Regions from separate parts of the Homo sapiens genome. Here all the other regions are linked to region 6. The links are chromatin loops, found by intact Hi-C in ENCODE. Cell type or tissue: mammary epithelial cell. All regions are shown on one strand. Each heading gives the region's core, and the rest is flanking DNA. Links, peaks and the distances in the headings are about the cores only.

Evidence for each region. Peaks named below come from ENCODE experiments on the same cell type or tissue, not always from the same donor. Only the 100,000 strongest peaks of a DNase experiment are listed, where the experiment ranks them.
Region 1: a loop joins it to region 6, with 7 times the contacts of the local background. A loop is called at or near these places in 31 of 110 quality-filtered maps.
Region 2: a loop joins it to region 6, with 10 times the contacts of the local background. A loop is called at or near these places in 26 of 110 quality-filtered maps.
Region 3: a loop joins it to region 6, with 13 times the contacts of the local background. A loop is called at or near these places in 99 of 110 quality-filtered maps.
Region 4: it touches region 6 in a loop (4-fold over the local background); 5 of 110 quality-filtered maps call a loop at or near these places.
Region 5: it touches region 6 in a loop (10-fold over the local background); 27 of 110 quality-filtered maps call a loop at or near these places.

Annotation. Positions count from the first base shown.
Region 1 is chr12:13,021,964-13,027,065 of GRCh38, reverse strand. It overlaps GPRC5D-AS1 (GPRC5D and HEBP1 antisense RNA 1), which reads right to left. Exons shown (of 3, transcript NR_149067.1): 3 at 4,568-5,052. Among named protein-coding and RNA genes, the nearest start is that of FAM234B, 20 kb to the left of the region's middle. In mammary epithelial cell, for the core only: no CTCF peak of the experiment used is centred there; no DNase peak of the experiment used is centred there.
Region 2 is chr12:12,984,213-12,989,314 of GRCh38, reverse strand. It overlaps HEBP1 (heme binding protein 1), which reads left to right. Exons shown (of 4, transcript NM_015987.5): 2 at 1-38; 3 at 1,983-2,163. All of the region lies in intron 2 of GPRC5D-AS1 (GPRC5D and HEBP1 antisense RNA 1), which reads right to left. Among named protein-coding and RNA genes, the nearest start is that of HEBP1, 14 kb to the left of the region's middle. In mammary epithelial cell, for the core only: a CTCF peak has its summit at 3,108; no DNase peak of the experiment used is centred there.
Region 3 is chr12:12,913,658-12,918,759 of GRCh38, reverse strand. It overlaps GPRC5A (G protein-coupled receptor class C group 5 member A), which reads right to left. Exons shown (of 4, transcript NM_003979.4): 4 at 823-5,102. It overlaps MIR614 (microRNA 614), which reads right to left and starts at 2,931; the gene lies at 2,842-2,931. In mammary epithelial cell, for the core only: a CTCF peak has its summit at 2,357 (motif pointing left); a DNase peak (open chromatin) is centred at 2,425.
Region 4 is chr12:13,132,911-13,138,012 of GRCh38, reverse strand. No RefSeq gene overlaps it. Among named protein-coding and RNA genes, the nearest start is that of GSG1, 32 kb to the right of the region's middle. In mammary epithelial cell, for the core only: a CTCF peak has its summit at 2,085; a DNase peak (open chromatin) is centred at 2,102; H3K4me3 peaks cover 256 bases; H3K27ac peaks cover 2,873 bases.
Region 5 is chr12:12,786,818-12,791,919 of GRCh38, reverse strand. APOLD1 (apolipoprotein L domain containing 1) reads right to left here. Exons shown (of 2, transcript NM_030817.3): 2 at 454-5,011. The coding sequence ends at 4,268. Among named protein-coding and RNA genes, the nearest start is that of APOLD1, 3.7 kb to the right of the region's middle. RefSeq lists silencers at 4,735-4,844, 4,875-4,974. In mammary epithelial cell, for the core only: a CTCF peak has its summit at 2,939 (motif pointing left); a DNase peak (open chromatin) is centred at 2,939; H3K4me3 peaks cover 300 bases; H3K27ac peaks cover 866 bases.
Region 6 is chr12:13,210,203-13,215,304 of GRCh38, reverse strand. It overlaps EMP1 (epithelial membrane protein 1), which reads right to left. Exons shown (of 5, transcript NM_001423.3): 2 at 3,717-3,836; 3 at 1,730-1,826; 4 at 1,484-1,624; 5 at 1-771. The coding sequence starts at 3,794. The coding sequence ends at 614. Among named protein-coding and RNA genes, the nearest start is that of EMP1, 16 kb to the right of the region's middle. In mammary epithelial cell, for the core only: a CTCF peak has its summit at 3,020 (motif pointing right); a DNase peak (open chromatin) is centred at 3,706; H3K27ac peaks cover 1,568 bases.

The sequences.
Region 1 (5,102 bases), core at 470-4,469, 190 kb after region 6:
AAAAATGTAGATATTAATTTTCATCAGAAAACTTTTCTAAGATCTATTTAAGTTGTATTAACTTCCAATTATGTCATCTAGTTTAATTTTATAAACTACCTCTCCTGTTTATTTTAATGTTCATCGTATTTAACTTTGTAGGTGTTTATGCTTGACTTTATAATATTAAAACATTTTCTCTGCATAACTGTAGTGAATCATACAAGATTGAAGAGAAATAATCTGTGATGAACTTGGTATCTTTCCCCTTGTTTACCGTAGGCTGGGGAAATGTAGCTCTTGAGGAAATACTATACATGTTTACCCAAGGCAGAATTTCAGAAAGGTTTTAGAGTTAAAGCATGTCTTCACATGGAATACTTTTTGTTTCCTGGCAAGTAGTCAGTTCTTTATTTTCTTCCCCAGTATGCAGTTCCCAGCTTTGCTGAATCCCTATTTTCCCCAGTCTGAGTCTAATCAGAATCAACCTCCTTGGAATAGTTTCACAGGACATTTGAAAGAGATGATAAATCAGTTTCCCCATCTTTTTTCTCTTAAAAAAATATTCTTTCCCCTTGTTTAATTTTGAAAATCTAATAGAACTTTGAGTTCCTGCAAAGATGGAAAACTGGCATCGGTTACTGGCTTTCTTCCCCAGAATCAAACAAGGAGAAGCTCAGAAGGAAACATAGATTCCAGGAACTAATTACATCAACAGTAAGAAACCCTGGGAGAGGGAAGCTCTGCACCTGAAGGTTGGGGGGAAGAAGGGTTGACTGTAGCCCAGAAGAGAATACTGGCAGGGGACAAAGTTAGCGAGAACAAGATTGCATTTTCCTCTGCCCCTTTCCTACTCTGCTTGGAGACAATGATTGCCTACCTGTTCACCATGGAAATCAGTGAAACAGGAGTCCAGGGGCTCAAAACAGGCAACCCAAATCTCCTACATTTAGGAGTTAATAAAATCAGGGGAGAAATGACCAGCCTAGAGCGTTTACTCTTCCATTCCTTCACCAAACTCCCCGGGTATTAACTTCCAAATTATATGTCTAGCCTGGATCTCACCCTTGAATTCTAGACTAGGGTATCCAAAACTGCCTATTTGTAGTTCTTCTTGCATGTCTAATAGACATCTCAAGCAAAATATGTCCACTAAATTTCTGATATTTCCCCCAAAATTTGTTCCTTTTGCAGTCTTCCACATTGCAATGAGTGATAAATCTATCCTTCTAGTTAAGGACTCCATTACTTTCCAAATCTGCTTGCACCGTCTTCAATTTATATCTCAATAAATTCACAAAAAGAATTGTGAAGCTCTAGAAAGGAATACAATCTCTAAGCATCATTACAAAGTGAATTCCATGAAGCATGATTAAGTGAAAAAAAGCAAGGAGCAGATTAAGGTGTATAGTATTCTACCTTTTACCTAAGAAAGGAAGGAATGCGAATATATCTATCTATACATATATATAGTTTTTTTTAATGGAAGAATAACGGGCTAGGTACAGTGACTCATGCCTGTAATCCCAACATTTTGGGAGGCCGAGGTGGGAGGATTGCTTGAGCCCAGGGGTTCAAGGTTACAGGGAGCTGTGATTGTGCCATTACACTCTATCCTGGGTGACAGAGCAAGACCCTGTCTCTACAAAAACAAACAAACAAAAAACTGGAAGAATAAATTAAACTCTAATGAAAAATGGAAGGAAAAAACAAGTTGGAATAGGGTTAGAAGTTAGTTAAACTTCTCTGAATATACTTTGTTTTAGAGCTTTTGACTTACAAACCACATAAATGGTTTACATAATTAAAAAATAAAATTAAATCAAGGTGGGAAAATATCCGTTCCTAAAAATTGGAAACAAAATTAATACTAAGTTGATGGTTTAACTATTAACATATAGAGAACGTGACATCCAATTAATTCAATAACTTCAAAACATATTAATTTGACTGTACCCTCCTAGCGGGATATATTCTAAGGGAAAAGTAGAATTGCAAAGAAATCTTAAATTGTATTCAGGGATCATATTGTTAATAACAATATTGATATAGTGAGTATGAAACTATTATACACACGTAGATGATAGGGTATAGCAAATAAGTAATTTTGTAATGATGTTTGAAACAATTATATATACAAATAGAACAGGTTAAACTGTGTTAAATTAAGTTAAAGCTGCCTCCTTATGTATTTTAAGTTTGACCTAAAGGTTTCTCCTTATATAGTGAACTGTAACCTAACTGGATATGTAAACAGACTGTAACCTATCACAGGTCGCCAACTGTTGAAACCATGTTCAAACACTGAGCTGTAACCAATCCAGCTGTTTCCGTACCTCACTTCTGTTTTCTGTCCACCACTTTCCTTTTTCTGTCCATAAATATTATCCAACCACGTGACAGCTCCACAGTTGCTCCAAATCTATTCTGGATCCAGGAGATGGGAACGCTGCCTGATTTGTGAATCGCTCTTTGCTCAATTGAACTGTTTAATATGTCTAAAATTTTTCTTTTAACAAGCAAATAAGTAATTATGTTAATTAGTAAGAGTAAAGAAGTGCAAATATAAAATCAAAGAAGGTAGGTAAAGAAAAACTGTAATATTTTATTTGAATTAGAAATATGAGTACTAATTCATGAGGTATTTCTCTTTTTCATTAAACAAAAACATATTTCTAGCTCTGTCCAGGGAACAGGACTTCATACATTGACCAACCCAACAGCAACGAGGACCTCTAGTGCCAGATCGTGATCTCTGAAGGGCTCCTTGGGAAAATGGATGATTTCATGTCTGGAGCAGGAATGAGCCTAGAAGACTTTGTCATACTAGAAAACAAGAAAGCTACTAAAGTCTGCTGGATTCATGTTAAAAGGTCACAGGAACCAATTTGAAGGCACTCACAATAGCCAAAATGGGACATTATCAATAAGAATAATGAGTACAACAGACAGACTTAAATATGTTAAAATCCATAAGTTCATAATGATACTTTAAAAAAAGTCTCATTGATCATCTCTAAAGGATAAAAAAGAACCAAATGCTTTTTCCAAAAATGGAAATGTGAGAGTTATATCCCATGGGACAATCCTCGGCCAGCAACATGTAGGAGTCAGCGGTAAATATTCCCTTCTTCCCCTTCAAGTAGATGATTCTTAAGTGCGCTGCACATGACTTCCCAGACGGTCCCTAACAAGGATTAATCTCCAGTTCTCCACAGTGCCATCCACTCAGTAAGGTGCTCTTAAGTTATCTTTCCCTCCTTTCCTGCTTCATTCTTCCCTCATTCTTCTTTGGAGAATCATTTTCCAAAATAATGACCATCACACAAGCCTTGTCTCAGGCTCAGCGCTTTGAAGAAACCTAAGCTAAACAGTTGGTACTAGAAGTAGCTCTACATAATGGAATACTAGTCAGCCTTGAAAACAGAACAAGGGAATCCTGTCATTTGCAATAACATGGATGAACCTGGATGACATTTTGTTAAATGAAATAAGCCAGACCCAGAAAGACAAATACCACATGAACTCACTTATATGTGAAATCTAAAAAAATCAAACTCATTGAGGCAGAGAGTAGAATGGTGAGGGGTAGGTGGATCATTAAGGAGGATGTCAGTCAAAAGATATAAAATTTCCATTTCATAAGAGGAATAAGTTTAAGAGATCTATCACAGAATATAATGATGTTAGATGGTGATTGTGGAACATGAGTATGGTTATAACAACATGTGGTGTACTTGAAAATTGCTAAGAGTAGATTTTATGTGTTCTTGCCACAAAAAATAAGTATATGAGATAAAACATATGTTAATTCACTTGGAACTTAATGTCCTGATAAGAACACTTGGAGTCAGTCCTAAAATGCTGTTGGGATGACTCCTCGAGGCTTGGATACAGTGTCAGTCTCCCGTGAGATAGAGATGCTGGAATTGCCTCAACAGAGTATTGAGAAAGGTGTCAACAAGTCCAGAAAAGTATAAATATTAAAATCCTTTGTGATGTGAATCAGAGAACCTACCACCTGACTAGGTCCCCCAGGAAGGCCCAAGTAATAACCGGTACATAATAACAGTGGTGGTGAGGCGCCAGCATCTTTTGAGGTCAGCCATAAGTGTCCCTCAGTACATCTGTATATCACATTTGAGAGAAAGAGATTTTGCAATGGAATTGTGCTATTATCAACGGGGATGATAAGATTCAAGAATAGCAGAGACCAGATGGTGGCGTCTAATCTTAAGAGTCAAGAGGAACATAATTACTGTAATACAGACCAAAGCTAGAGTGACAGTCAAGGTTTCTTGACCTACTAGGATCTGTGGCAATGGCTAATAAGAGCAATACAGAAGGGCAACCAATTAGACTACTGCTTGGTTTATATGACCACACAAAAATTGAAAGCTAGTGAGCAAAAGGCTGATGTCAGTCACCAAATGGGTAATTACAATCCTTTGTTTCAGATCTTAGGCCAGTTCTCAGAACCAAAGCCTACTGATTGAAAAGGAAGTCTAACCTCCTTGATAAGGAATCCTGCAATGCCACTGCAAATACATACAATAAGCATGGTTGCATTCCCTCCCCAAAGGGACCTGCAGCCTTTTCCCAGATACACTAGGGAAAACGGAAATACCCAGATTTTTGAGGGCTATTAGACACACAGTCTTAGCTGATAATTCTGCCAGGGGGCCTGAAATGCCAGCATAGTCCCCAAGTTAGAGCAGAAGCTTATGAAAGCCAGGAGATATATGGAGTCCCAGTCCAAGTCTACTTCACATGGGCTACATAAACCTACCAGTGATGGTTAGGCCCCTGAGTGCATAATTGGGATGGTTATAATTAAAAACTGGAAAAGTCCTCAGATTTCTCTCTTGACCTGTTGAATAGAGCTATTATGGTAAAAATGGCCAAGTGGAAGCCTCTAAGCTCACCCATATCTTCTCTTCCAGCCATGATGGTATATCAGAAGGAAAGCCACATCTTGGAAAGAATTACAGAAATTAGTGCCACCTTTAAAAAAGGAAAGGAGGCAGGGATAGTGGTCTCCATAACATTCCAGTTTAATTTGCTTTTCTGGCCCTGAAAGAAAGAAAAAGAAAAAAATTAACTGGCTGCTGGACTACTACTAT
Region 2 (5,102 bases), core at 644-4,643, 230 kb after region 6:
CAAGGTCGCAAAGTATGCGGGGGGCACCAATGACAAGGGTGAGTACCCCTGCAGGATGTGGCTCTGGTCTCGGGGACCAGCTTTGCAAGGTCTCACTTCATCAGTGGTAAATGCAAGTGAGGGGCTACAAGGCACCTGTAGTGACCTGTTTCAATGACCTGTGAACCTCCTGCACTGTGTGAACAAGCAGTTTATTGCAGGAATGTGGGGAAACCACTCTGATATCAGCCCAGTCTGTCCCTCACTTGAAGGCATCCCTGCTCAATATCTCCAAGTTCCTGCTTCACTCCCAGGTGTGGGACCATAGGCTCTATTTTTTTTTTAACCCTGCAGTGCTTATTATGTCTTTGGATTGGTTGACTAGGTGGCGTGTGCCCACAGTAAGCTGAGCTACAGCACAACGCAAGGCCAGCATCAGGCTGGAGATCCCCAGAGTCAGCCCCTGGTAGCTCAGATTCTGCTGGGTCCTGAGGCTCAGTGAGCAGTGAGGTTCCAGACCCTGTCTGGCAAATGAAGGGTCTGAGAATTCTTGGGCCATCCTGCTCTTAAAAACTTGGCAGTTCATGCTGGCCACCTCTCTACTTTTAAAATGATAAGCCTGAAGTCTCATGAAAGGTGTACCTGTTAGATGTAAACCATATTTAAAAATGAGTTTGACTCGTGAGAAGCCCTCTAATTTGGGTAGCATTTTGGAATCACTGCAAAACAAAAATGGGTCAGAAAGCAAGAGGAAAAAAAAGAGATGTGTTTAATTTTTAGGATATTTCTCAAGCTGATAATTTAGAGAGCTAAAAACGTGTGTTAGCCTTAGTAACATTTACTAGGAGCTGCTCTGTCTATTGAGTAACCATTCTTTTATTCCTTTACTTACTTAAAAAACTTGCTTTAAAAAAAAAATTTACTAGGACTAAAGTAGTCAGGCTTTGGAAGATACGTTAACCTGTAGGAGGTCAGGAAGAAATCTTTTCCTTCTTAACACTGTCTTAACATTTTTTTAAATGAAAATATGTATGAGAATTATAAAACTCACTAAAGAAAACCTTTAAAATAACAAAACAGTATTCCCTAATTCCCCCATTCAATACAATCAATGTTGTCTTTTGAATGTATTTTTTAGGGCTTTTTAATGTAATCTTAGTGTTCCTATAATTACATATCCTGCTTCTGTTAGTTATTATTTCATAATTATTTTCCACTAGTACCAGAGTCTTCTTAAGCATAATTCCTAGCTACATTATATTGTATCATGTGTCTGTAATTTACACAGACATATTCCTGTTTTGAACAGAATTTATAATTCTGCTGTAATGAATATCTTACTACCTATAGCCTTTTCCATATTTTAGATTGATGTTTTAAATAGGCAGTAATTAAATACTGGCTAGGCATGGTGGCTCACACCTGTAATCCCAGCACTTTGGGAGGCCAAGATGGGCAAATCACTTGAGGTAGGAGTTTAAGACGAGCCTGGCCAACATGGCAAAACCCCATCTCTACTAAAAATACAAAAATAAGCTGGGTGTGGTGGCGCACACCTGTAATCCCATCTACTCAGAAGGCTGAGGCACAAGAATCGCTTGAACCCAGGAACCCAGGAGGCAGAGTTTACAGTAAGCCGAGATCATGCCACTGCACTCCAGCCTGGGCAACAGAGCAAGACTGTCGGAAGAAAGAAAGAAAGAGAGAGAGAGAGAGAGAGAGAAAGAGAGAGAGAGAGAGAGAGAAAGAGACTGATAATCTACAGTCTTGATATATATTGCCAAATCATTTTTTAGAGTTGTACCACTATACTCCTACCAACAGCGTATACAAATAACAGGTGTTCATGTATTTCTGTATTTTTAACACTTGAAATGTTCATTGTTAATTTCAAGAACAAAAACATACCACTTTGAAAGACGAATGGAACTAATGTGTCTTCCACAGCCCTGAGCAAGCTCTGTCTCTGATCCCTGCCTCACTCTGTGCTTTTGTGTTTTCAGGAATTGGGATGGGGATGACAGTCCCTATTTCCTTTGCTGTGTTCCCCAATGAAGATGGCTCTCTGCAGAAGAAATTAAAAGTCTGGTTCCGGATTCCAAACCAATTTCAAAGCGACCCACCAGCTCCCAGTGACAAAAGCGTTAAGATTGAGGAACGGGAAGGCATCACTGTCTATTCCATGTAAGGAGACAATCCTTCAGGCATCCATGGGTGGCGCTTGATTCCCGTACCACTCCTTGCATCACCTCTGGCAAGCATTCGCGTCAAATTTTTATGGTTGCTGAATTAATTTAAGTAGGAAATGCTGAATCCTAACAGTTTCTCATTTTAATTTCTTCAGGCTGCAGCACACACACATTTGCATTTTATCAGAATAAATGCCTTGGCCAGTTGCCAAATTGATGGGACGAGCTTAAGCTTTGCTTAAGCTTACAGTGAATGTCTACATTAGCCATAGCAGGGTTCTAGGAGACTCAGCAAATATCTTAAGTCAAGCCATGGTCTGGATTCGTGGACACATGGGAAGCATAAAGGGCTGAGGAATACCTGATTTCTACCCCACACTCCCTTTGAATGCCAGAGAGCAGGGAGCATTTGCTAGAGCTGGGCTTCCATCCTCCTTGTTGTTCCTGGATGGTAGTCCTTTGAGCAGAGCACACATCTATTCTCTTGTCATCCTGGTCCTGTTTCCAGGACTTCATGTGGGGTCATTTTCCCTTGACTGTAGAGAATAGCAGGTGCAAATGGTTACTAGTTTCTATCCCTTGTGCTCCAAACTGCCCTCAGAAACCAAGTCTTCTAGATCATTGATGACTCCTCACATTTGTTAAAACACTCCCATGTGACAGGCACCAAACCAGGCTCAGGGAAAGACCAGGATCTTCACCAGAAGTAATCATAGGTGGTTTGGCTCCGCTCAGGAGCAACCTCATGAAAAATTCACATACATATAATATTGCACTGGACTGAGTATTGGTCCACTTCAGGGACCTCCAAACTTGGCTGCCCTGCTGCAACCCTGAACCTGATGGTGGGACCATTTTCCCCGGAGCTGTGTCAATGTTCTGAGAATGTGAGTTTCACCGCTGTGTGTAGTCCTAGGCCAGGTGACTGCAGGGCCCTCCAGAGGACAGTGAATGTAATGCAGCTGGGAGCTAGCACCGGAGCCTCAGCTCCTGTGCTTGTCCTGCAGTCCTCATTCAGACTTCCCAGCTTCCCTTCAGAGGGTGTGGAGAAAGCAAATTAACTTAACAATATCTTTTCCTAGGGTGGAGATGCACCTTGGGTGCAGCATTTAAGGAAGCACTCACTCTCACAGCTGTCCAAGTGCAGGATGGGGACTGAGAGTGAGCGCCTCCTTAAATCTTGTGCCCTGGGTTAGATGTCTGCTTGTCTTTTCCATTCTATTTCCTGTGTTTGGGAAGCAGCAGGTATAATAAAATGAACTTGTATTTTATTTGAATTCCAGCTCTACTGCTTACTAGCAGAATGATGCTTGGGAAGTTAGCCACTTTAAGACTTAGCTTTTGCATTTGTTAAGTGCTGATAATATAACCTCCTATATATGATGTGTGTGTGTGTGCATGTAATGTAACCTTATAGGATTATTGTTAAATATCTTTCAGTATTTACTAAGATACTATTTATGTATTACCTAATGTTTATGACCTGAAGCAGGTTTTGGCAATTACCCCTTCTGTCTGTTCATTCTTATTTCATAAGGAATGAGATAGACATGATTGAATCAGTTCACATTAAGACTTCAAGCAGATGGGGCTAGTTTCTGATCATTTGTTTTACCAGACCCTGAGTAATGAGTGGATATAATTTTTTTTTCTTTTGTCTTTAACTTTTTAGTATGGGAATTTTCAAACTTATAGAAAGGTAGAAGCATATAAGATCATGAAATCATATGTGCCCATCCCCTACCTACAGCAACGATCAGCTCAAGGCCAATTCTGTGTCATGTGTATCTTCACAGCATTCACCCAGCCCTACCCTGGATTATTTTTAGGCAAATTCCAGACATTATATTATTTCATTCATAAATATTTCAGGTAATTACTGAAGATTTTTTTAAAATATAATCACAATACCTTTTTTCTGAAATTTCAATAGTACTTCATTAATTTATAATATAAAATATTCAATGCTCAGATTTCCCCCATTACTTTTTTTTTTTTTCCAACGGAGTCTCTCTCTGTTGCCCAGGCTGGAGTGCAGTGGTGCGATCTTGGCTCACTGCAACCTCTGCTGCCTGGGTTCAAGCAATTCTCCTGCCTCAGCCTCCCAAGTAGCTGGGAGTACAGGAACCTGCCACTGTGCCTAATATTTGTAGTTTTTTAGTAGAGACAGGGTTTCACCATCTTGGCCAGGCTGGTCTTGAACTCCTGACCTTGTGATCCACCTGCCTCGGCCTCCCAAAGTGCTGGGATTACAGGCGTGAGCCACCACGCCTGGCCATCATTTGTTTTAATATTTTGTTAGAATCTGGATCCAAGTCAGATTTTGTAGTACTTTCTTTTTGTTGTTGTTGTTAAGAGACAAGGCCTTGCTCTGTTGCCCAGGCTGCAGTGCAGTGGTGTGATCATAGCTCACTGCAGCCTCAAACTCCTGGGCTCAGGTAATCCTCCCACCTCAGCCTCTCAAGTAGCTGGTACTACAGTTGCACACAACCACACCTGGCTGATGGTACATTTTTAAGCTTTTATTAATCTGTGAATTTCTTTACCAACACAACTTTACATTCTTCCTTTCCATCTGTGGATCATTTGTCTTCTTATTATCTGTACTGGATTTTGCTGATTATATTTCCGTGACATTTTACCACATCCCTCTGAGCCCCGTATTGCCTGTAAATTAGTAGTTGAAACTAAAGACTAGATCAGATTCAAGTTTTTGAAGTTTTGGTGAGAATATTTCCTACGTGGTGGTGTTTACTTCCTTCAGGGGCCCACAGTGTCTGATTGTCCCTGATTGAGTGATGTTGGTGACCATAGTTCATCATTGCCTAGATGTCTTGTTCCATTAGAGGCCATAAAACGATAATGTTCTCTGTTTCTCCTTCTTCTTTTATTACCTGCAATATTTCAGTAAAGAGAAACTTCCCCTCGTTTACT
Region 3 (5,102 bases), core at 454-4,453, 300 kb after region 6:
GAGGCCACAGTGGGAGGATTGCTTGAGCCCAGGAGTTCAAGACCAGCCTGGGCAATATAGTGAGACCCCATCTCTACAAAAAAAAAAATTTCAAAAATTAGCCAAGCGTGGTGGCGCACGCCTCTAGTCCCAGCTACTTAGGAGGCAGAGTGGGAGGATCGCTTGAGCTCAGGAAATGCAGGTTGCAGTGAGCTGAGATCACAGCACTACACTCCAGCCTAGGCGACAAAGCAAGACCCTGTCTTAAAAATAATAATAAAAATAAAGAATTAACTGTTTACTGGATCCTGAGCTTTCTTGTAAGAGTGGCTGAATCTGGTCAATTCTGAGATGAGTCAAAAGATGAATGGAAAATAAAATCTCAGGCTGGGCATGGTGGCTCATGCTTGCAATTCCAGCACTTTGGGAGGCGGAGGGAGGAGGATCACTTGAGCCCAGGAGTACAAGACCAGCCTGGGCAACATAGGGAGACCCTGCCTCTACAATTTTTTTTTAATTAACCATGTGTGGTGGTGTGCACCTGTGGTCCCAGCCAGTACTCAGAAGGCCGAGGCAAGAGGACCACCTGAGCCCAGGATGTCGAGACTACAGTGAGCCGTGATCGCACCACTGCACTCCAGGCTGAGTGACAGAGAAAGACCCTATCCCAAAAGAAAAAAAAATTACTTTTAAAATTTTTTAAATTTTTTTTTTAGAAAAAGAAAATCTCAGTAAAGGGGAGCATGTAAGAACCGGTTGAAACCTTGAATACATTATGATATGAAACCAAGTATATCAAAAGATGGTGCTTGAAAACAACAAATTTTACCACCTGACTCAGACTTCTTTGTCGTTGTTTTATTTAAAATGTTATTGTCTCTGATTAGAAAATACAGTCATGAGGGCTAAAAACTGAAATGATGTGAAAAGGCATCCATTAAGCAGTGTTGCCCCACCACCCTTTCCATCAGTCTTGTCTCATGGGGATGGGGAAAATGAAGACAGAACGCTTTGCCTTGCTTTGCAATCCCTCCTTTGAAGGCCTTCTGTCCCAGGAAGCCAATGTTCATTTGATGTGGAAGAGGGACCTGTGTTTAACCAGAAGCTGTCCTCCCTCATCCCTTTCCCATGGCTTACACGCAGAAGGGAGAGGAGATGACCAGAGGAGAAATCAGGGGAAGAAAAGGCAACAGGGGAGGCAAAGGGAAAGGAGAGGAATGCTTAAAATATACAGTGAAATTTGAGTAGGATTCTCTACTCAAAGACTTCTCTGGGAAGTGTCCAGAATTGACCACACAGGTGCTGACGGTAGAAAGAACACAGACCCAAAACCCTGATCTAGTTGCATTAACTCCATTAGCCCTGAGTTCCTCTGTAAAATGAAGACTGTGGAGGCACCAACTAGAGGATTTCTGTGACCTTCTCAAACTCTAAAATTTTTGGCACTGGACTGTTCCACTTTGAAGGGTCAAGAAAGAAATCTGGAGGTTGCAGAAATCAGGGTCAGGCGCACATACACGCACGCACGCACACACACACACACACACACACACACACACACACACACAGATCCAGCAGCATCCTTGGAACATCCTGAAGTCAAGAAAGGCACAGCACTGTCTGCCCCGATAGAAGGAATTCCAGAAAACAGCCACGAGGTTGGGCCACAGAATTTCCAAAGAGAGCAATCTACAAACTGGGGGTTGATTTCCCAGTTCCTGGATCTCAGCAGTCAACACACGAGAAGGATTTTTTTCTGAAGCTGCCACCTCCAATTCTGAAATAATCCCATGTTTCAGACTGGGGCCGGGACGGTGGCAAACCTGCAGACCCTGGCAGCAAGATGAGGGCAAGGAAGGGAAAGGTCAGCTGGGCACAGTCCAGTTCTCAGCAGTAATGACAGAAATGAAGGAAGGAAGCTCAGAATGAGTGCACGGGGGAAATGGGTTTTGCTGATGCATTTCCAGGGCCGGCCGTACTCTTTGTTTTGGCACACTTTTCCTGACAAACAGCCAGTGTTCTCAACACATAAATACTAGTCCACGTTAACAACAATAGCATATGAGACCGCTCTCCGTAAAGATGCCAGATTGGATGCAAATGGACTGGAAATACCTTGGAGGGTTTCACAAAAATAAGACAAAGGGCAAAGGAACTTTGCCAAAGGAGATGGAGAGCAATTCTTTAAAGTTAGTGGGAGGGAGGAAGCAAAGAGCTCATAAATACAAGCCTCTTAAAATGGGACGCATTTGCCTCGCGCCTACTGGGTGTCTGCAGCTCAGCTTGGTGCCCCACACAGGACACCGACTTTAAGTGGCTGCCTTTGCAAGGCTGAGAGGCCATGAGGGTTGATGCCTGAAGTGTCAGCGCCATCTAGTGGAAACATGGGGCATGGCCGCTTTGGACGGCCTCAGCCTAAAATGAGAGGCAGAGAGACACGCTCTATTTCGCATCTCACAATGCAAGATGAGAGAAAGGCTGTTGAGTTTTATTTCATCATCGCCCGTTTAGGTCAAAGGAGATGCCACTTTGGCTCCCAGTCATCAATCAACTGGCAACACCCAAGGACCAGGCTGGGCTACATTTGCACATTCCATTTCAGCCCAGGTAGAGATGGAGACACTTATAAGAACGGCTTCGGAATGTTCTCCAGTTTGATTCTCAGATGTCAAAGCCTGTAGGCCATGAGAGGTCCCTACTTAAACAGAACAGCTATCCTTTGGTACCCTCTCCAAAGAAAAGAAAGAGTAAAAAAATAATAACTTTTAAAAATAGCTTATTTATGTGCAGAAGGTGTGAGACCTGAAGATGAGTTAACAGCCGCAGCAGTGGGAGGAGGGGTGACAGGTACTGCTCAAATGAGCAGCAACCTTCTGCCACCTGGCAAGAACAGGCGTTCAGTGCAGGGCTGGCCTGCCCCTGCAGGCTTCAGAGACCACTGCGTTTCTTAGAAGGGAAACAACGGGGCCGGGCGCGGTGGCTCATGCCTGTAATCCCAGCACTTTCAGAGGCCACGGTATCCCAGCACTTTCAGAGGCCAAGGTAGGTGGATCACGAGGTTTGGAGTTCGAGATCTGCCTGGCCCATATAGTGAAACCCTGTCTCTACTAAAAATACAAAAATCAGCCGGGCATGGTGGAGGAGGAGGAGGAGGAGAAGGAGGAGAAGGAAGAAGGAGAAACAACAGTCCAGAGATGATGCCATTTCCGGGGAAAGAGGTTGACTTGAGGAAGGCAGCCATGGGAATAAAAGCTCCCACAGATCCTTTTCACTAAAAAGAAAGCAGGCCGGGTGCAGTAGCTCACGCCTGTAATCCCAGCACTTGTGGGAGGCCAAAGCAGGAGAATCTCGAGTTCAAGACCAGCCTGGGCAACAGAGCAAGACCCCCACCTCTACAAAAAATATATTTTGTGTGTTTTTCAACAAGTGATTCAAATTGCTGCTCAGATTTTAAAACTTACTGTAACTATCAGTGTAAAGACCCATGCCTGGATCCTGTTTCATTTTTATATCAACTTGGTAAAAATGCTGTTCTTGACACCCTGTCCTCTCTATCCTCCCTCAAACCACATGTGATCTCTGAAAAAATAAAATTAGCCAAGTGTGGTAGTGCACGTCTGTGGTCCCAGCTACTCAGGAGACTGAGGCAGGAGAATCACTCGAGCACAGAAAGTTGAGGCTGCAGTGAGCTATGATTGTGCCACTGCACTCCAGCCTGGGCCATAGAGCTAGACCCTGTCTCAAAAAAAAAAAAAAAAAAAAATGCCGATCCAGAGTATTTTGTGATTTTACCTTTTACTCCTCCTCCCTTGCTTGGTTGGTAGTATGAAGACCAGAGAAGGAAAGAAAAGATGGAAAGGAGGCTGGGCATGGTGATTCCCACCCGTAATCCCAGCACTTTGGGAGGCCAAGGCGGGCAGATCACTTAAGATCAGGAGTTCAAGACCAGCCTGGTCAACATGGTGAAACCTCGTCTGTACTAAAAATACAAAAATTAGCCAGGCGTGGTGGCGCACGCACGCCTGTAATCCCAGCTACTCAGAAGGCCGAGGCACGAAAATCGCTTGAACCCAGGATGCGGAGGCTGCAGTGAGCTGAGATCATGCCACTGCACTCCAGCCTGGATGACAGAGTGAGACTCTATCTCAAAAAGAAAGAAAGAAAGAGAGAGAGAGAGAGAGAGAGAAAGAAAGAAAGAAAGAAAGAAAGAAAGAAAGAAAGAAAGAAAGAAGAAAGGAAGGAAGGAAGGAAAGAGAGAAAGAAAGTGGGGGGGGAATATGCATTTCTTGAGTCCCTAGCCTATGATAGATAATATATGTGAAACCACATTGCTTTATTCTCACAACAAACCTCATTAGGTCACACCTCCTGGGAAAGACCAGAAGGATCTGTGTCACTATGTGTCCTTCCCCCTTTTCAGTACAAAGCCAGGCTAATCTTAGCGCGAAGCCTACCAACCAAACCTTTGCGGCATATAAACATCCCTAACTCAGCACATCATCCACTCACCTCCACCTCCCTCGCCTCTGCCTCACGCTGGTTTTTCCTTTTGATGAAAAGCAGAGCGTCAGGCTCTTAGGAAGTAACTCCCTGACTTAGCTACACATTTTTACATGTCACTCAGTTTCTATGTAGAGGGATTATTTTTTTTCCATAACGAAAGAGAGATTTCCTATTGCTCTGCCCTACAGAGCTCTTTCTTGGATTAAGTCAATTATCATGGTTAGGTGTCACATGTTTTTGCCAAGAGACATTTGTGAACTAATTCTGTCAAACAGGGGATCTGGATTTGTCCTCTCCCACAATTAGACCTTGGGTGAAACATGAAACCGGCTTTGAGCTCTCCTCCCTGCCTTTCCTGGGCTGCCAAACCCCAAGCCAAGGTTGCCACTCCTCTGCTTTTCTGGAGTAAAACCTCAGGCCCCGTGATGATCCTGGCTCTCACACCATTGACAGCCTCAAAAATGAGGGGAAACACACTTGTTTTAGAGGGAACGGGAGAGACACATGAAGAAGGGTCAAGTACAAACCCAAAGGAAGTGAACCTTGAACTTCAGCTCCAACATGAAGCTCTCAGGGCAGCCCGTGTTCTATCCCCCAGAGTCTAATGCTCATTACTGGTA
Region 4 (5,102 bases), core at 578-4,577, 77 kb after region 6:
CCCAGGCAAAAGGATCACTTGAGGCCAGGAGTTCAAGACCAGGCCTGGCAACATAGTGAAACCATGTCTCTACCAAAAATTTAAAAAGTTAGCTGGGCATGGTGACCTGTACCTGTAGTCCCTGATCCTTGAGCCCAGGAGGTTGAGGCTGCAGTGAGCTATGATTGCATCATTGCACTCCAGCCTGGGTGACAGAGCAAGACCTCATCTCATTAAAAAAAAAAATCCATGGAGAAAAACTATGGTCCTCCTCATAGTATTTGCATTGGTGGTCTCACCAGCCACAGCTGGGAGGGCCTTGGGACCCTGTCTGGTGTGGCTCCTCCTAAGTTGTCCAGTCCAGTGGTGTTCAGGGGGTGTCTATTCCATAACAAGGAGCTTGAGCCAGAATGTAATCAATTAGTAGCTTCCTTCATCTAGAACAGAAGTCAGCAAACTATACAGTCCCTTGTCCCCACCAGCAAAGCCCATCCAACCCACTAGGTATCTCCAACCTGTGCCAGTTTTTATTTTTATAAAAAGTTCCCAGGCATGGTGGCTCATGCCTGTAATCCCAGCACTTTGGGAGGCCAAGGTGGGTGGATCACCTGAGGTCAGGAGTTCGAGACCAGACTGGCCAACATGGTGAAACCCCATCTCTACTAAAAATATAAAAAATTAGCTGGGCGTGGTGGCACGTGCCTGTAATCCCAGCTACTTGAGAGGCTGAGGCAGAAGAATCGCTTGAACCCGGGAGGCAGAGGTTGCAGTGAGCCGAGATCATGCCATTGCACTCCAGCCTGGGCAAAAAAGAGCAATACTCCATCTAAAAAAAAAAAAAAGTTATATTGGCACACGGCCACACCTATTCGCTTATGCATTGTCTCTGGCAGCTTTGGCACCCCTAGACAGCAACGTTGAGTCATTGTGACAGAGACTGTCCTGCAAAGCCTAAAATACTCACTCTCTGGCATTTTATGGAAAAAAATGCACCAATCTTTGGTCTAGAAAGCCTTATTCTAAAAAATCAATAGAATCTGAAAGTGTGCTTCCTGACATCATTGGTTTACATTTTGGTGCAAGCACCTTAACTGGTTGTAACTGGTAGCAGTTTGTGGCCCGGCTTCTGTGATGGACTTTGAGCAGTGCTGTCCATAGAGCAGTGGAGAAGGACAGCTACAGCTTACCTGTGGGTTCAAAGGTCAGGCTCCAAGGAGGCGAAGCCACCGTCCTTCCCTCCATAACAGACTGACGTCCTGGACACCATACTTAAAAGGTACTCAGAAGCTACAGAATGGAGGCCCTGCCTGCAGGTTATTTTGATGAGAGAAGCATGTATGTGTGTTATGCTTGTTTGTGTTCATTATAATTAGACTGCTCACTCCTCAGCGTAAAACTTGTTTAACCATCAACTTCTGAGTATACATTTCGTCACTAAAGGAAAATAAAATTATAACAGGAAACCACCAAACTGTTTACTAGGAAAGGAAAAAACTATTTATTTTCATTCTACAGAAATTTTTGTGAAGTAGTGGATAATAATAATTTGGAGGTAATTTGTCCAGTTTCTCCCAATTTTAGCATCTGATTAATTTCCTTGAGCTTTGCGAAATGTCCTAGGTCAGGATGGTGTTGTTTGCTTTATTTCTTGGGAGGTGTGTGTTTTAAATCAGGAATGGCAAGTCGTTTCAGAAATGCAGTTGGTTATATTATAAGAGGATAACAAAGAACTTACTCGATCTATCCATCCACCCATCCATCTGTCCATCCATCCATCCATCCATCCATTCATTCATTAGTGAACACTTACCTCATACGAGGAGCTGTGCTAGGTACTAAGGGTAAGTGATGAGAAAAATACACAGAAAAGGTTGTAGTGTGAGTAGGCTAGTGAGGAGAGGCCTCCTGCATGGCTGAACACTGGCTTGGGTCCTGATCCTGCTCTAAACTAGTTGTTCAACTCAGTCGTCTTTGGCCTGCTGGGCACACAGTGTTCCATGACACTGAGATGACCCTGCCAGAATGTGGTCACATTCGGACCGGATCCCTGGGCTGGCTCCGACTCATCTCACTGCCCTGACACCCCTGTGGTACTTGAGTCACTCCTCAGCCAGTCCGCAGCGAGGCGTGGGTGCCCGGAGGAGCTCTCCCACAGCCACACCTCCCCCAGCCTTCCAGAAAGTCCTCTCAAGGACTCTCCTGCATTCCAGCAACCAGCCCTTCCAGTTGGGCAGAAATTTCCTGCCCTGGCAATCAAGAGGCATTTTGTTTTGTTTTACTTTAAATGCACAGCACATCCCCAGGCAGCTCCACCCTCGGATCTAAGCCCGTTAAATCTATTCCTTTTGGACCTTTATTTCTATGCATGAGAAAGGGAAACCGGGACAGAGGGCGGCGAGAGAACGTAATGTAATAAGGGTCTCCCATAAACAGAGGAAAAGAAATTGGAAGGCCCCTTGCCCCCCTTGTTCTGTGTCTTTGCTTTCTCCTCCCTTGAATATGTCACCTCCAATCACCAAAGGCTCTTGAGCTTGTGCCCTGCCTCCTCACCCCAGGGGCACTTGGCTGCATTAATTGAGCTGAAATATGTAAGGTCACAGGAGCTGGTAATAATTAAAGAATACAGCAGACATCTCTGTCTTCAGACTAGAACATATATGTCTACTGCTCTTCATTTAAAACTAATAACAATGTCATGCTAATATAATTAATGCCTCATTTATTAGGTCTAGTGGGAAATAAGCTGTTCTACATAATTGATTCAGATTCTTGGAGCTTACGATTTGGGGAATGAAGTCATTTAAACATTTTTAATTGTTATGGAAATCTTTCTAAATATATTATTCTCCGTTTTTCTAAAGTTTACTCAACATAATTTATTACCTTCTATTAGGGCAGGACCATGTCTGTCATTACATACCCAGTGCCAGGTACAGTATCCAGGCTTCCAATATATGTTTGTAAAAGAAATAATTACAACCTCTAATATTTAACTTCGATGAAGAAAAATAATGAACTCTTGGACTCATGAGTTCTGGAGAGCTGTTTGCTCTTACCTCAAATCATTACATTTTCTGCATTCTTATTTGTGCTTTTATAATTCTCCTGTCTCCTCCCTCATCATAAAACTGCTAACTTCTAGCTTCTGTTTCTAAAGTTTCCCCCTGCCCCATTAATGTGCTGGTTCTAATCCGCTGTAGATCATAATTAAGCTTACTAGGTCATGCCTGAAATAAAAGTGAATAGTGTTGAAGAGATACAGAATAGTTCGAAGATTTTTTGATGTCCATGTTGGCCACCCAAAGGCCTTTTTTGCATCCTGCTGGTTTCAGCTGTGTTTCAGATGGCTGTGTCTGCCATGTATGAATAATTGCCAAATAAGTCAAATATTACTGTAAGAACTGCAGAAGAAATGCATAATAGACACCTTCTACATTGGTTAGAACATCTCACCATATGTCATCCAGGAAAAAGATTGCTTCTAATTATAGAATCCAACATCTAAATTAACCAGTTCCTCCACACTTGGGAGTCAAAGCCAACCAGGAATCCCAGTCCAGACAAGGGGGAGCCCCTGACACATCTAAAGGCTACAATATTCCTCAAAAGTCCAGGGTAAACTTCTCCCAGTATTTGGTAAATCTTCCATTTGCTGTTGCTTTGGATCTGACAGTAATTCCCTCCCAGGTTCCAGGAGTCTCCAAATTTATCACCATAATCAATCTAGAAGGATTGAGTGTCCCACAGTCCAATGAAATTGTAAGAATCTCTCCTTTATGCAAAAAGGATGCAATAATATATTCTGTCAAGCCACAAAGAGTTCAACGAAGACAGCAATGGACTGGTCCAAAGTAGGGAGGGAAAAAGTAGAGAAATGAGATGGATTTAGAATTCGACCCACTGGTTCCCACCCTTGGTGTGGCCTCTAACACCACATTGGTTCCAATGCAAACTGGTTAAACCATGAATTTTCTTCCCCCTACTTGGTCTGGTTTAGGGCCAGAGAGTTCTTTGTTGGTTGGAGTCAGGCAGGGCAGGGCCAGAAGGCAGAACTCTTAAGCTTCACCCCGAGTCAGGAGCTGCCTCGCCAGATGACCTCAGACAGGTTGTCTGAGCTCTTGGGGGTTCCAATTCAATATCTGTTAAACAGCAATGAGTGTACCCCTCTGCTCATACCATGGTACAAGATTTTGTTAATTGGTATCTGGAAAAGCTTGTATCTTTGGATGAAAGGGTTTATTAAGTTTTGAGCTCTGTTCTTAGCTGAGGTCTTTGTACAGTTGGGTTTTATGGCAATGAGGCTTCTATAATTTCCCTTTGGAGAGTTAATTCTATAAGCCTAAGAGTGTCGTGGCAAATAGATGCATTTACAAACCTCTTCTATTTCCTTCTGACTGATTTTCCTTCTCATAGATGACCAACATAGATTCATTCAACTCTAAGAAAAATTCTTTGAATAATTTTAATTCTAAAAATATTTGGGGGCCGGGCGCAATGGCACACGCCTATAATCCTGACACTTTGGGAAGCTGAGACAGGTGGATTGCCTGAGCTCAGGAGTTTGAGACCAGTCTGGGCAACATGGTGAAACCCCGTCTCTACCAAAATACAAAAAATAAGCCAGGCATGGTGGCATGTACCTGTAGTTCCAGCTACTCAGGAGGCTGAGGCAGGAGAATTATTTGAACCCAAGAGGCGGAGGTTGCAGTGAGCCAAGCTCGTGCCACTGCACTCCAGCCTGGGTGACAGAGAAAGACTTCATCTTAAAAAAAAAAATGGATTAACTAAATTTTTCTAAATAAAATTGTGGATTAAACATAGTAGTAAATCTTGCTGGCTTAAAACATTTAATTTTGAATCATTTAGAAAAGATCATGTTTTTTAAAGTGAATAGATACCTTTTGACATTATCTTTTTTAATAACTTAATTGGGATATAATTGACATACAATAATATACACTGTTTAAACTATACAATTTGAACAATTCTGACATACGTAGACATCCATGCAACCATCAACATAGTCAAGATAATGAACATATCCACTACACCTAAAACTGTTGGTGCACTTTTGTTAGGGCTCACTGTCTCCCTTCCTCCATGGTTTGTATTTTCTAGAATTC
Region 5 (5,102 bases), core at 566-4,565, 420 kb after region 6:
CTTAGGTATATTAGGGGCAGCGTTGTTCTCAGCTAAAAATACTACATTTCCCAGCCTGCCTTGCATGGTCAAGATCGGTGGCTTGCAAGGTGAAGTCCCTCAGAGATTTACGGGAAAGTTTTCTTTCCTGATATACATGCTGCCCTTCACCCTCCCTGCCCACCTCTCTTTAGTGTTTGGATGTTGTGAAGGCTAATTTGGCTGATTCTAGGTTTCCTTTCAATTCCTTCCCAGGTTGTAATTATGTTCAAAGGTTTTGAGACTGCTGGAAGTCTGATTTCTAGGCAAAAGGGAATTCCTGTGTATGCATTGATTATTAAAAAAAAATGATTCATATAGTTTGATCTGAATATTCTAAGTGAAAATGATTAAACATCTGCCCTTTTTCAAAGTTACTAATTCATACACAAGGAAACATAGAACTAGGAAATTAATTACAGAAAGATAAAAAAATTTGAGGAATGAGCAATTTATTTCAATAAAGAGAAAGCATTAATTTTGCTACAGTGGGAAAAAATGAACTCAAGAGTTGCTACATTTAACTGTATCCCCATTTATCTCTGCACGATGTCTTTATCTCAGTGTCTCAATTCACACTAAAATATTGAATGAGAAATACACCACGTTGGCTGATTGCTTGACATGTCTGATTTAGGGAGACTTCTACAACCACTCCTCTCTTTTTTCTCCCAGTAAATACTTTTGACTTTGACACCTACCATATTGGAAATGACAGGTGCCCGAGGGCAAGTGCATCAAAGCAGTTAGGATTCGAATGCTTGCTAAGGATTATTTTTTTAATGGAGCAGTTCTATTGAATCCTGAAAATGCAGAACCCAGTGAATCTCCTTTATTGTGAAACAGAACAATTCAAATGATTGCAAGCCCCAGAACCTAACAGAGAAGCACTTAAACATTTAGAACAAACATACCTATTTTTCAAACTTTGGCATTTTTGTGAAGTACACTTATCATCTAAATACCTCTCTCCCGTCTTCTCTTTTACAACATACCATTTCAACCTGTTTGTTTAAAGAATGAAGGCCTTAAGGAAAAGCCTTATTCACATCCCCGTAAAAGAAAGAAATAAATATTTGTTTCTAGAATCAATCTAACTGAACTTGACTAAATCTTGATAGAGGCTCCAATCTTACTCACACATAAGGCGATGGATGATCTTTTGTTGTCAACAAATTCTCATTAAGATAGCTAAACAGTTAATTATAATTATTCAAATGTATTTCTTGAGTTCCTACTATGTGCAAAGTATCGTTCCAAAGTAGACACTCTTCCTTAGAAATAAAGTGGGCCACTGAAATCATAACTTCAAAAGTCTAGAACTTTTGATACACCCAAAATATGAGAGGAAAAGTTTGCTGCTGCTGTTACTGTTGCTGCTTCCAAAAGTGCCCAGTTTAATTCTAGGGAATAGCTTAGGCATTGGAAGAATATAATTTAAACTTAAGCATTAATAAAAGATGGAGTTAGGGAATGGTTGTACCTTTATGCCATAACACAACTAATAATGTGAAGTACATTCTAAAATGATTTAAAATGATTGTGAAACAAAACAATTCATCTAAAATGAATTGTTTGATCTAAAATGCTAGCATCTGGCCAGGCGAGGTGGCTCATGCCTGTAATCCCAGCACTTTGGGAAGCCAAGGTGGGCGGATCACATAAGGCCAGGAGTTCAAGACCAGCCTGGCCAACATGGCGAAACCCTGTCTCTACTAAAAATACAAAAAATTAGCCGGGTGTGCTGGTGCACATCTGTAATCCCAGCTACTCAGGAGGCTGAGGCAGAAGAATTGCTTGAACCCAGGAGTCGGAGGTTGCAGTGAGCCGAGATCAAACCACTGCAACTCCAGCCTAGGTGACAGAGTGAGACTCTGTCTCAAAAAAAAAAAAAAAATGCTAGCATCTGGGTGAAACAGTCTAGGAGATGACACCAGCTTGAAAAGAAACCAATATAAATTTCAAAATAAACCAGCATACAGACCAATTGCAATTTATAGAAAAAATAAAAATGTAGAAACATCACCTCCTCTCCCCGACCCCAGTACTGAAATTATACTTCCTCAGACATACTGCCCCATCACTGGGAAGGGTGCGGACAGATTGGGTACATTTATAGAATATTAAATAATTAAGTAACAGAGGCACCGTTTTTGCATGTATGGTCCCAAAGACTTTTCAACTTATTTTTCAACATTACAGTTGTTAAGAATGGAAATTGAAGGAATTGTACATATTTTCACTGACAGTTTCTTACAGACCCCAAAGTGAAAATGCAACACATCACCACCATAAGACAAGCGATTTTGTCTGTCACCCAGAAGACATAACTTGATAGGACATCAGGCTTGCAAGTTCTAAGTGCTTCCTTCACATACCTCTAAACTTTTTATCTTTCCTGAACTAAATAGATTCCTTTTCCAGGTCAAGTGATACCTTCTGGCAAAATACCTTCAGGATAAATATGCTTCCTCAGTTATATATCCCACAATGCAAGCTTCCATTACAAGCTTAAACTCAGCTCCTGGTCTTGCCATTCAAGACTCTCCACACTTACTTCAAAGGATCACTTAAAACACTAGAGAAAAAGAATCTCCCTGAAGGAGAGAGACAATCAAGGAAAGCAATGCTATTTCCAGCTCATGCCCTGCCTTAGAAACTCAAACTTAATCTCATCTCTTGCAAAGAGCCTCAGCAGTCTCCCATTTAGAAACTTGCTCTTATTATTTTCTAAATGTGGTGATTAAATAAAATTAAATGCAAACACTAAACAATAATTAAAAATTAAATTACAAACTTAAAATAAATAAAAAATACATGGACTGGCACTTTTCAGAGAAGGTAATAATAGACAAAGGTCAGTTTCAGGAACTTCATATTCCTTTCTGTACCAGTTTCTACAACAGGCGGGAAACACTGCCCCCTAATGGGCTTTTAGTGTTACATCCCTTGTTCATACGGTGAGACACTGCCCCAGGGTGCACGTACGCGTGCTCTCTCTCTCTCTCTCTCATTTTGGCTTCTGGGACACAGTCTGTCCTTGGTCATCTGTGAACGACTCTGAAGACCATGGAGTCCCTAGAGAAGCCGTGAGACTTCGTGAAAGCTCATCAAGGGGATTAGAAGTTAGCATTTGTTGCAGTGATTTTCAAACCTTAGTGTGCCGCAGAACCACCCAGAGAAATTGTTTAAACTCAGGTTGCTGGGCCCCACAGCCAGAGTTTCTGATTCCATAAATCAGGAGGGTTGTGTCCAAGAATTTGCCTTTCTAACAAGTTCCTGGGTGATGTTAATTTGCCATTCCAGGGACTACACTATATGAGCCAGCACCATCATGCTAGGCACTTTGGCTCATTTAATATCTCACAACAGGGTGAGATTTTATCATCTTTGTTTTACACAGTCTCAGAGAGATTAGGTGGCTACACTCACACAGTAGTGACAAAGCCTGTCTCAAGCCCAGGACTGTCTAACTCAAAACCCATCACTCTCTTCTGAACACAATGATGTCGGGAAATGAAGTTGGCAGTCGCTCCATCTATCTGGCCCTCAGCTTCATGTGAGGGAGCAGGACTTAGATGACGGCTTCACGGGCTTCCCCTCTGAGTACTTGGAGGACTGGATTGGGAGCCACTCAGGAAAGGCCTACTTCATACCCAGGCCGCATCTGGGAGTAAGTAAGCTGAGGGGAAAGGGAAGAGGAGGAGATATCAGCACCAGGGTCCTCTCTGGGTTCTGAACCATCCTACAACGTTCAGAGAAGGGCTGATTTGCTCTGGATTCTGGAGTTCTTTGTATCAGAAATTCTGGAATAGAGGCAAACGCCTTCCTCACGCACATTTTGAGGACTTCAAAGACTAGTAGGACTTGGAGAGGACCCAGAGGATGGCACTCTCTCCAGTCTCAGGCCAAGCCACCAGGGCAGGGTCAGGGACCCCGAAATAACTTTAAAACAGGAGTGCCTGCCCAGCTGTGTTTAGACAGAAAGTTTTTGATAAAGGAAAAAGAGTTTTTGGGTCACATTTTTCCACTAGGAAGACTGAAAAGTCCGTAGCACTCAAGCCCAGGCAGATGTCACAGTGATGGGAAAAGAAGGGCTTTGGGGACCTGCCCACTTCAAAAACAGTTTTTCTCATCCTTTGCCTTCGGCTCCTAACCCAGCTTGGTGTTTTCCTAAGGGAGCTACAAATTCTGGAGCATCCCATGAGGATGATTTGCTGGCCTCGGTCATTAGGGGGAAAGGATGTTCTCAGAAAAACAGCCCTGCACGCTGGTCAGCAGAGATCTTGAGGTCGTGGCCACGACTGGACTTGGTGCAGAGCTGAACCCGAGACTCCAGCTGCTCGCTGAGTTCGTCCAGAGCCCCGGTGCAGGACTCCAGGCTCTCGGCCAGTTTCTGAATCTTGGCCTTCAGCACGGCCTGGCTAACCTTGGTGTCCCCCTCCGCCCGCCTGGGGATGAGGAAGCCACGTGAGCCAAAGAAGACGATGAAGTAGACAGAATTGTACAGGGCGATGGAGGCGTTCCTCCCGCACTGCAGCAGCTGGCGGTCCCCGCAGCCCTGCCAGCGGCAGAAAAACTCGAGGCAGCTCAGGATCTCTCGCATCTGGTCCTGGCAGGTGGCCGCGATCTCCTGCACCCTCCGCAGCTCCCGGGAGTTGCAGAAGATCAGCGAGAGATCGGACGTGATGGTGACGGCCCCTCCGGCTGTGGCCACCCCCAGCCCCACGGCCGACACCAGCAGCGAGGTCCCCAGGGTGACCGGGCTGAGCGAGAGCCCCACGATGGCGGCGAGGGCGCCCGTTGCGCTCAGCGAGCTGCCGGCCACGTTGGCTACGAGGGAGCGCCTGCGCAGGCGCTCCAGGCGCCGGGCCACCTCGCGCAGGCGCAGCACCTGGCCGTGCAGCCGGCCTCGGCGGTCCAGCAGCAGTCCCTGGAAGCGCCGCAGCGCGTCGGGCCCATGCGGCTCCCGGGCCGCCGGCCTCTCCATTCCCTGCGGGGACATAGACACGCGGTCAGCCTGGAGTCTCCGTGCCAGCCGCCGCTCCCGCCCTGCTGCCCGGACGCCAGCGGGAACTTGGCAC
Region 6 (5,102 bases), core at 691-4,690:
TAGCTAACCCACCAGCATGACCTTACAAACTCTCTTTCCTCCTCCCATTTTGTCACTGAATTCCACAGAGCTAAATATCTGTTCCAAAGAGGGACAATGGCTCACAGGCCAAAGCCCCCCAGTAGGCACTTCAGACTGGAATGTGATGTTTTGCTTTGGGTCAGAAGGGCAGGATGGCTTCCAGGCTTAGCGTATTCAGCACAAAGACAGTATCTGCTCTTGCCAGAACTTGTACCGCTATTTTAACTCAGTGCAGTAGGTCTGTGGACCTCAGTGCATGACCCAGAAGTGGGGCTGGTGTTGTGGCAGCTGATGGGGCCCCAGACAGTGTGTGTCACTAAGAACAGCTGGAGGCCAAGTCTGGTGGCTGCAGGGAGGCTCTCTGGACCCCATCAAGGGAGCATCAAAGTACTAGCCAACTACTTTCTCCCCAGGGCAGGGGCTTGGCAGTAGAGAATCCCCTCAGTAATGGTTTGGGATTTGACCTCCCCCCTTTGCTTCCCCCTCCCCCCTCCCCTATCTCGGTTTTTCCTGTACAGCAACCTCCACTTCCCTCCCAGATTCAACGGCTTCCTCCTCCCCACCCCCCAGATCCCCATGAACTCGTCCGGCCTTATTTCTTTCTCAGGACCAGATAGAGAACGCCGATGATGAAGCTGAAGCAGAAGCAGATCCAGCCCAGGATGTAGGAATAGCCGTGGTGATACTGCGTTCCATCACGATTCGCATAATGACTAGTGTAGATGGACACCCCCACAAGAATGCACAGCCCTGCAGGGGAAAAGGAGATTTGTCGGTGTGTTTTCTTACATTAAAGTCGAGAAAAAGTTTTACTAATTTTAAGAAGATCCTATTTCCCTCATTAGCAATAGGAAAATGAATTCTGCTTGTTTGTCCCTAAACAGGAGTTCTGATGGATGTCCCCTGGGCCAAGCTCGACGGTATGTTGATAAATTAGAGGTGTCTGGGCTCTCATGTCTGCACTGGTTTGTGTGGCCACGCTGTGATGTAAAACACAGAACCTCATGCCTACCACCCAGCTGTCCTGTCTGGCCCTTGTGGGTCTAGGAAAGCTACTCAGGGATGCAAAAGAGCATGTCCTTCCACCAAACCGAGTATATTGGGAAAGAACAACAATTAAGTGAGAATCACAATAATGATGTGCATTGTGGCAGTGGTTTCATCTTTCTGAGAACTCCTACCTTTCTGCCTTCTTGAAGTGTCTTGTACACACGTGCTACTAACAGATATGCACTGCCACTTGGTAGCTACCCAGGAGCACTGGTTTTGAACAATGAAGCAGATGAGGGTTCTTAACCTAAGCAGCAATCCAAGGTTCTCCACAAGAGAACAAATAACCAGAGGAGAAAATTGCACAAGGAAGTTTCACTGAACCATGTGCTAATCTGTTCAAGTTGCCAGAAACACCCATGGTAAGATGGACTTAAAAGTGTAAACTGGAGTCTACCCATGAGATACTCACAGCACACCAGTGTGGTGGCCCCTGAGAGGAAGAACCGGTTTCCCTTCTCCATGGTGAAGAGCTGGAACACGAAGACCAGGAGGGCAATGACACAGAAGATGATAGAGAGAATCATGAAGGCCTGCACTGTCTTGAGGGCATCTGTAGACACAGGACGAGGAGAACAAGGGCATGAGGTCACTCCAGGGGCTGAACATTCCCTGACCACACCTATTGTCAGCACTGGGTCAATATCTTTATATATACCTTCACTGGCATATGACAGGCTGTCACTGCAGCTAATGTTGGTACAGTTTTTCCAAAGACCTACTGATGCATCTACCGTATTGGAAACCAACCAGACCTGAAACCAGAAGGAAAGAAAATGTTAATTGAAAGCTGGCCCTCTGATTTAAAAATAAAATAACAAATCAGCTTGCATCGGGATCAGATTTTAATAAAGACATTCTATTTAGCTATAACTATGGCTATGCAGCTTATCTGTGGGCGGAAATAAGGTCCGATTAAAACTGAAGTTCACAAAGTTGCCAAGAGAAGAGACACAGAAGAATGTGAAACCCAGAAAGAAATCACCTAGCCCTCTTTGGGCTCCACATTCTTCACGACTTAACAAAAATGGAAGTAACTCAACCACAGTGGTTTAAAATTCTAAGGTTCTGAGAAACAGAAGTCCAGGATGAGGAAACTGGCTTAGGTATGTGCAGTTCATATACTCTAACAAGATTGTTTCATTTAAGTCCCTGGTTAACCAGGAAAAAAGTGAAATGTCCAACTGGAAACAATTAAGAAACATAAGACCTACTGGGAAAATAACAATGAATCTAGTGGTTAATAAGCCACTTTCATCTAAACAGAAGGATCAAACTTGACTGTCACAACATGCAAAGTAATTTGATAGTAAAATACTACAGCAAGTGCTTTCCTGTAGGGGCTACTAAAAGCTGAAGGGTGACCTGAATGGATTCCCCCAGACTGATCATGGTGCCGCCATCCCTTCCTGCCTGGCCCAAGAAAAGGAATTATCCTTCTGGAAGAGAAAACAAGTGCAGTGTCCTGTCTACACACACACAAATGCACACACTGGAAAGGTGGGGCCGGGAACATGCATCACCTACGCCAATCCCTGCTCTTCATTCAATAAACAACTGTGTGCCTAGCCTTATATTAGGGGCTGGTAATTCACAGATACGCAGCGCTTTGGCGCTCATTAATACACTTTGAAGAAGCTTATCAGATTTATCTGGATAGATATAGGAGTTGACATATAGAATGGCTAAATTACAAAACAAGGAGGTCACGTGGGCGGGGGTTGTCTTATCACAGTTATTCTTAATTAGCCTTGCTTATGATCACACCCACTAATGTTTGCAAAGCTCTTCTATCTGAACTTTAAAACTCACTTATACTTTAACTGTGATAGGGACCTAAACAGATTCTGAAACCATGGTTTGCCTGCCTAGTGATTGGTGGCCTTGGTTTTTAGGTCCAAGGAGCTGGCTTTTTTCTGAGAAAAGCACAAGTAAAAGCAAATTGGGCGCTGTAAGCCACCACTAGAGGTCAGAGTAGCCCAGGGTTCAGAGAGAAAAGACACTACCTCCATTTTTTTTTTCTCGTTTTGTCTGAGTTAGTTAATTCAGTGGCACTGGGTTAATCTTGCAAAACTCCACTTTCACATGCTACTCTTTGCTCAAAATTTGAATTTGTCAGTCTGGCATCCTCTTCTTCCCATCTATCCTTCTAATCAAGCTTCTCAGAAGGAGGGGAAGTTCGGCTCCAGCCACATAGGTGTGTGTCCTCCTTATCCTCTGACCAAAGCTTGTCCTTCCTACATATGCTCCTTTGCTAGCACTCCCACCTGAATGCATCCCTATGATCCTTCCACCTTCCCTCTTTCACTAAGAGAAACCTCAGCCATCTACCACTCCTCCAGGTTCACCTCAAGCTCCACTCACCCCTGCTGCTGGGAAGGCTCTTCTAGAGACCGAAGAAGCTGCACTAGATCCTCCAGCCCTTAACCACCTACAGCTCTGGCAGGATTACTCCTGTGGACATTCACTTTTATCCTCCTGTTATTTAATTGTTTGAAGGGCAAGCGTGTGTTTATTTTGTTTTCCCACAACTGAGCTGTAAGTTCATGAAGGGCAAGGGCTGTGGCTTAAACTTCTTTTGTGCACTTGATGTAAATATTCGAATGATTTCTCAATGAATGAATGAACAAAAGAACATTACTCACATTGGCAATGGTGCTAACAAATAGCATAATAACAGTAGCGATGTGGACCACAAAGATACCAGCCAGCAATACCAACATGTTGGCTCTTTTTTTTTTGGTAACTTGTGAGCAAAGAGAGTTCTGAAAAGAAAAAGAAAGGGACAAAAACGGTTACTGTCAGATTCAATAAGACGACTCAGCTTTCCCACACGTGTGGGCTATCTGCTAACATGAGGAAGAGCTGCACTAAAAACCATCACAATCTAATCATAAATTCCTGAAAACACCCCTGTAACCTAGTTCTGATTTGCCTAAGTGCCTATTCATCCAGTTATACATACCTACATGGAAACAGAATTTGGTTTCTTCTTGGGTATTTACATATTCATTTCTCTAATACATTCTATTTCAAAAAAGGAACAAGAACATTTTATGATAACTGTTCGTATTTTATTTTGTTTGTGTTTTAGAGGTTAAAAATAGGACTTTGATTTTCAAAGAAGTAGGCCTTTATAATTTCCAGGTCTCTGAACAATGTCATATAAATGTCCATTTTCCACTAGGAAAATGTCCATGCTTTCATCAAATTGCTCACCCAGCACTTTTAATAGAAGTAAATGCCTTCTGAAGAATAGCAGCTATTACTCAATGCCCATATACTGAATAGGCTACTAATATGATCCTGGGCGAGATATAAAATGTGAGAGGCACAATTCTATTATTATAATGCTGTTTGGTTTTCAATAATTATAACAACCTAATTACAGTTTAATGGTCTGGTCACCCTGTGACTGAGCATTTCAGACTAGTATTACTACACCTGAGCCTTTGGGCTCTGTGTGCCTCATGGCAGGAAGCCTGCCATTGGTCTGGGCAGAGAGTCATATTTTCCACAGCTCAATGTGATGGTTCTGGGGGCTTTAAAAGTAATGCAACTTGAGATAGCACCAAATGTGCCTTCTCCTTGTACATGACATTTACACAAATTCCAATCCTTCAGGACTCAATACAGAAGACAGGCAAATGCATAAATCACAGGGTGGGAGGATTGGGAACTAATATCGATTAAGAATGTGCATGGATAAACAAAAGCTTTCAGCCATAATCACAGCAGAGAAGGGAGCCCATTGATCATAAAGCCTAGGAAATAAAGGAAGTGTGAAGGATACACATGGGGGAGGCTATTCTGATTTATGTCAGCTACAGAAGGAGAGCTTTGTCATGCCTAAGACTGTCACAAAGCAGTGCAGGCTCAGAGGGACATCAAAAGGAAAGGGCTTGAGGTTATTCACACCCTAGACAGAATGGATGTGTGGATGCCCCAACCAAGGGAGGAGATGGCCAGGCGCATCCTGCAATTGTTCCACTGCCCTCTCTCACTCCACCTAATTTAATTGATGCTTTGAA